Regions from separate parts of the Homo sapiens genome. Here region 1 is linked to region 2. Evidence: read pairs that join two places in POLR2A ChIA-PET (ENCODE). Cell type or tissue: IMR-90. All regions are shown on one strand. Each heading gives the region's core, and the rest is flanking DNA. Links, peaks and the distances in the headings are about the cores only.

The links. Peaks named below come from ENCODE experiments on the same cell type or tissue, not always from the same donor. Only the 100,000 strongest peaks of a DNase experiment are listed, where the experiment ranks them.
Region 1: POLR2A ChIA-PET joins it to region 2 with 6 read pairs; 2 of 35 experiments call an interaction of 5 or more read pairs at or near these places.

The regions. Positions count from the first base shown.
Region 1 is chr16:24,927,547-24,930,471 of GRCh38, reverse strand. The region is part of intron 19 of ARHGAP17 (Rho GTPase activating protein 17); the gene reads left to right. Among named protein-coding and RNA genes, the nearest start is that of SLC5A11, 83 kb to the right of the region's middle. In IMR-90, for the core only: no CTCF peak of the experiment used is centred there; no DNase peak of the experiment used is centred there.
Region 2 is chr16:24,768,891-24,771,815 of GRCh38, reverse strand. The region is part of intron 4 of TNRC6A (trinucleotide repeat containing adaptor 6A); the gene reads right to left. Among named protein-coding and RNA genes, the nearest start is that of TNRC6A, 41 kb to the right of the region's middle. In IMR-90, for the core only: no CTCF peak of the experiment used is centred there; DNase peaks (open chromatin) are centred at 505 and 1,845; H3K27ac peaks cover 150 bases.

The DNA.
Region 1 (2,925 bases), core at 114-2,613, 160 kb before region 2:
ATAGTTGCTTGTGTGTTTAAGACCTATGTACGTTTACATTTTTCTCAACATAATGGCTTTTATTCCAGGTGGAAGGTATTTTACAACACGAGCATGAACTTTATTTCTTAGTGAATTCCTCATTAAAATGCTTAAACAGTACTTCTAAGAGTAAAAGTGTTCATATTAAGTACAGAATTTCAGGTATAACTTTAAAAAACATGATTTATGCCAAATTGAATGCTCCAGAAGGGAGATCTCAGGGCACTGTCATGTTCTAATGGCTTGGGAGGGAAGAATCAAGATTTTCCTGTAGACCCAGTGGGAACCTGTTTGGAAGTGGTGGTGATTGTACAGGTTTTAGTGGGCTACCTAATGGCATATTTTTAATAGTCTAGAACATGACCATTTTATTTAACATTTCAAGAATATTTCCATCCCAAATGCTCTAATTTATTATTTAATTTAAGGATGAATATGGGGGTTTCTAGTGTGTTTTTAAAAATGGTAATTAGGGGCCTCAAATAATTTCTTACAGCAGCCTAGTTTAAATTGTTCTAAGTGGAGGCACTTTCGGAAAAGAAGCTGAAATACACCTCTGGGCTTTCCAACCATATTGAGTGACTTTGCAGCTAAAAATGTGCCAAGGTTTCCATTAACCCAAAGGGTGACGGTTAACTGATTCTAACAGCTTTTGATAACTTTTTTCAGGAATATAATACATAATTTGCACATGTTATAAATGGTTAATAACTTTTTTTCTGATGCCATCAGAGCTTTTATTTTGAAAACAACAAAGCCATGTTGGTTTGTTTGTTTTGTTTCCCAATAGATGCCCTTCCTAGTGCCCTCACAGGTGGGGAAGGTTTCCAGGACTAAGGTCTGTAATGGCCCCGAGCAGCTTGCCCCATAGCTCGCCCCACAGCTCCAAATGCTCCTGCTTAGCCGTGTTTTGCATATGTGCTTTTGACCATGTGCTCAGGAGCAGCCGTTTGACCGTGTGCCCTGACAGCCAATAGGCCATCCATTCTGTAGCATATTGACATTTCTTTATTTTTATCAGAAGCACTTTGAGCTGCAGTGCTTCAAATTCGAGGAGTAGATGTCAGTAGATCAAGAGCCTGATTTCAAGCTGCTCTTGAAGAGTATCTTCTTTCTTAGGGGCCAAGCACAGTGGCTCGTGCCTCTAATCCCAGTACTTTGAGTGGCTGAGGCAAGAGGATTGCTTGAGCTCAGGAGTTCGAGACTGCAGTGGGTAGTGATTGTGTCACTGCACACTGCAGTCCAGCCTGCATGACAGAGTGAGACCCTGCCTCTTTTTAAAAAAAAAAAAAAAAAGGAATATCTTCTATCTTTTTGGTGAGCCTCTTAGCAGCAGTCTACTCTTCCCAGTGTGATTTACCTGTCACTGATGGGCTCACCAGCATCCAACCAAAGAGGACCCAGGTGCAGTCAGCACGGGAGGAAATTGTGTCCTTTGTGTCTTGAGCTTTAATTTTAAATTTTTGTATTTTAAGTGCAAGTTAACTGCATGGAGCTTCTTAATTTGATATTTTAAATTCTCAAGACCAAAAAATTAAAAAAAATCTTCCGCCAAATACCCTACACTGAATTATTTTAAATTCCTTTGCATCCTAGCATGCTTACGTTTTGCTTTATTAAACCATATGAGCTTTTTAAAAGGCACTGTGAGCTCATCTAAGTCTGCCGCTGGGTCTACATGTGGACAGCATAAGGCCCTCATCATATGTACAGCTGCTTTAATCAGCTGGCCTGAGCCTTAGGCCTACTGTGGGCCCCTTAGCCAGAGTGCTCACAGCTTAGGTCTGAGTAAGACTTTCTGTAGGAACCGTAAGTGGAAAACCAGAGTGTAGCCTTCAAAACAGGGAGGAGGCCCGGGTGCGATTCCACAATTTCATGCTTGTGACACACCAAAATGTTATTATCAGATATTTCCTTTTATTTAAATGAAAGATTGCAAACCAGAATTATGCCTATTTTTTAATACCATTGTTACCCGGGGTGTATTTATTCCACAAGTTTAGTTTACTGATCTGCTACAACACTGTAATATACTGCCTGTAATTATTAGATAAGTGAAATTTTACATTAAAAATGTGTTTCCCGAAGATACTAGCTATTTAAAAACCGGTCTATGCTATGAATTCTCCTAACTCAAGAAATTCCAGGTTACCAGAGTTATCTTTGTATTACAGAATTAACCTGTACTATCTTAAAATCCCCTGGCCTCCCACTGAAAGTACACAGAAGGCCAACATTTAGAATTTTTTAATCTGCTAGTATTGATCATACTGCTATTAACCATTCTTGGATGTAGCCATTGGGTTTTTCAAGGAGGAAAAAATATATAACTTCCTTGGACAGGATGGTCCTTTATTATGACATAATGTTTTCACTTAGAAAACTTTAGATGGACAAATTCCTGAAAACAGGTTATTCCTTTAGAATTGGATTAAGTTAGAGTTTTAAAGAGTTGGGTTAAGGCTAATGGGATTAAGATAAACTCTTGGGGGGAGATTATTGCTGCCAAGCAGGTTTGGCAGCCAACTTCTCACAGCTCAGCACCAGCACTGGAGGATGCCGGCATTCTGGCATCATTTTGAGTCTCCTGTTAATTGTGACTCTAGAGAGCAGTAAGAGTTTTAATTCCCATGTAAAAGAGTTTACATCTTGCTATTTTTGAAGTAATAGATTTTAGCAAAGAGTATTCTAATTTAAACATTTTATTAAATAATTTAGATGTATGACCTGCCATATTCAGTAAGAACTGAGATTGGAATATTTAATGGTAAGGAAAAGGCACCTGATTGGCCAATGCATTTTTGCTACTTGATGATCATATTTGTGCACTCATGCCTGTTACTAACTGGCCACCCTAACCCTGCCTGCTTGCATCCCTACTAATAGTGCATGCACTGAAGGAGG
Region 2 (2,925 bases), core at 304-2,803:
TCCTATAGTATAACAGCAGAAACTCTGAAAGGGTCTCCCAAGATTTATCCCTCCAAAACACACCAGGAATACAAAAACAAAAAAGCCAGGCACAGCAGCAGATGTCTGTAGTCCTGAGGCAGGAGGATCGCTTGAGCCAAAAAGTTCAAGTCAGGCATGGGCAATATGGTAAGGCCCCAACTCCTGAATAACATAACATAACATAACATAACATAACATAACATAACATAACAACATAACATAACATAACATAAAACATAACATAACATAACATAACATAACATAACATAACATAACATGCACCAGGCTCAGATAACTTTACAGGGGGCGTGTGTGGATGGGTGTGTATCCTCAAGAAACATGTAATATTAATCTTACCTAAACTGTCCCAGGACAAGAAGTATAGGTTCAAAAGACTGGATGGATTCAAATCTCAGCTCTGCAACTTACTAGCTATATGACCATGGGCAAGGCACTTAACCACACTGCCTCTGCTGACTCACATCTCGAATGTTTTGGTCTCAAGGTCCTTTATACTCTGAAACACTGAGAACTCCAAAAGGTTTCGTTTATGTGTGTTGTATATACATTTACCATAATAAAAGTTTAAACAAATATTTTAAGTGAGTTAAAAATAAATTTATTACATACGAACATACATACATTTAAAAAAAATTGTTCTATTTTCCATAACAAAATTAGTGAGAAGCATGGCACTGTTTAACATTTCTGTAAGTCTCTCTAACATCTGGCTTAACAGAAGGTAGGTGGATTATCACATATGCGCCTGCATCCAATTTGTTGTGGTATCCCACACTGTGTCACCTCTGGAAAACTCCACTATATACTCATAATAAAAGTGAAACAGGCAAATAAAGTCTTCCTGTTATTATGAAAATTGATTTGACCTCATGGATCTCATGAAAGAGTTTTGAGGAGCCTCCTAGGGATCCTGTCCTCAGGTAAACTTCGAGAACCATTGCTACAGAATATGCACACACGGGATGCAACTGAATATATGGTTCTGGAGTTCAAAAAAGTTTGGATTAAAAATATGGATTTAAGATTCAACATACAGGTGAGAAAAGAGTTGTAGAGGAAGAAATGACAAAACCTAAGAATGGGTTTAAGCAGCAGATAGAAGGAGGGAAGTAAAGGCAAGAATAAGTCATAACTGCCAGAGTGACGGGAGAGAAACTTCATTTTAGGTAATGGCTTAACTATCTATGTAGTTACTCAAGCAGGAATTTCTTCCTCAATTTCTCCCTACTCCCCTGTATCTAGTCAGTCAACAGGCCCAACAGAATACCTCAAATTCAAATGCATCCTGTGTCTCCAACGCCACTTCTTTGATTTAGGCCCTCAACAATTTACTCTCACAAAAACCTCCTAATGGGACTGCAGGCCTGGCTCAAGTCTTGATCCCTGCCCCACCCACTTTCACGCATCCCGAAATCTATCATCTACCTGCCCCAAGTTATCTGTATCATAAAACCACTTTTGGAACTCCTTTCTAAACTCCTTGGCATGGCCCCTCTCTACCTTTTTCCAGATTCATATCCTGCTATGTCCACACTCACTGCATTCTCTTCTACCACACCAAATACTTGCAATTCCCCAAAACGTATCACGTTCTTTCACGCTATTTCTTTTGCTCAAAATGCCTTGATACCTTTCTTGCAAATATTTTTGTCGTTTTTGCCTAGAAAACATCTAATTTCCCCCACCCCCAGACTGGGCGTATCTTAGAAGCATGTTATGTTATGACAACCAGATTGCCCTCCTCTATTCTGATGAAACTCTTACAAATCCCTTACAATGCAGTCAATGTGCTCTGTAAGTGCTGGTTTCTTATTTCTCCTTCACTTTATCACTAGCATTTCCTGAACCAAGCAAAGCAAATGCTGGTTGAATGAATAATCCAGGAATTGCCAAGCATACACAAAGTGACTGGATCTATGCAAAACAAGATAGAACAATACTGAGGATTAAACACTGTGGAATATCAATATTCAAGAGGTGCAATAATGAAGAACCAGTAAAGAAAAGAGAAAGAATGATCAAGAGGAAGAGTAAGTAAGAATGATGGTCACTGGTTAGTATGCTGCTGAATGCATCAATAGTTTTAAATAAATCTCTGCTCTAAAAAACACCTACAGCTGGCATGGAGAGAGCAGGACAAGACCAGCCACTGAGATCATTAATGTGAGAAGGTTCTCTAATTAGCCCTGAGACTGCCCTGGTCCATATCAAAAAAGATTTTAATGGAAAAGAGTTACATTTAGCTAGGATAAAACATAGATATCTAGTAAAGAGCTCTATTTTTAGGGTTTTTTTTTTTTTTTTTGGTCATACTGTGACCCCACCCATCTATTTCACAGTTTTAAAGAAATGGGAAAAAAAATTTTAACTGGTCCAAAAATGAACAAGTTAAACTTTTAAGAATGGAAAAATTATCTATTCAAAGAATTCACCCTACCTTTTCCTAGTCTGTGTTCCAAATCAGGACCCCCCACTTTGTGAAACAATGAAATGCACCAATAAGACAAATAAATTAATTTTTGCTAAGCTTTGCTATTCTACAAGCTTTCTTGATATTTCTTATATAAAAACATATCATTCTGTAAGTCTAAAACTGTTTTAAAAAATAGCCTCTTAATTGAAAAAAAATAGCAATTGTCTTATATTCACATGAAAACCCAAGAACAGACAATATAACCAAAGTTCTAAATATACCAAGTTCTAAATTTGTAATACCATTTTAATTAATACTTCTTTAAATGTTTAAAATACTTTATGTCACCTTAATAAACTGATTTCAGAAAATATTTAATGAACTTCACTTTGACTATCTACAAGTTTAACAGAAAGAAGTTAAATGTGGACCAGCCAACAATCATCTACCAATCCCCAAAACATCAATTT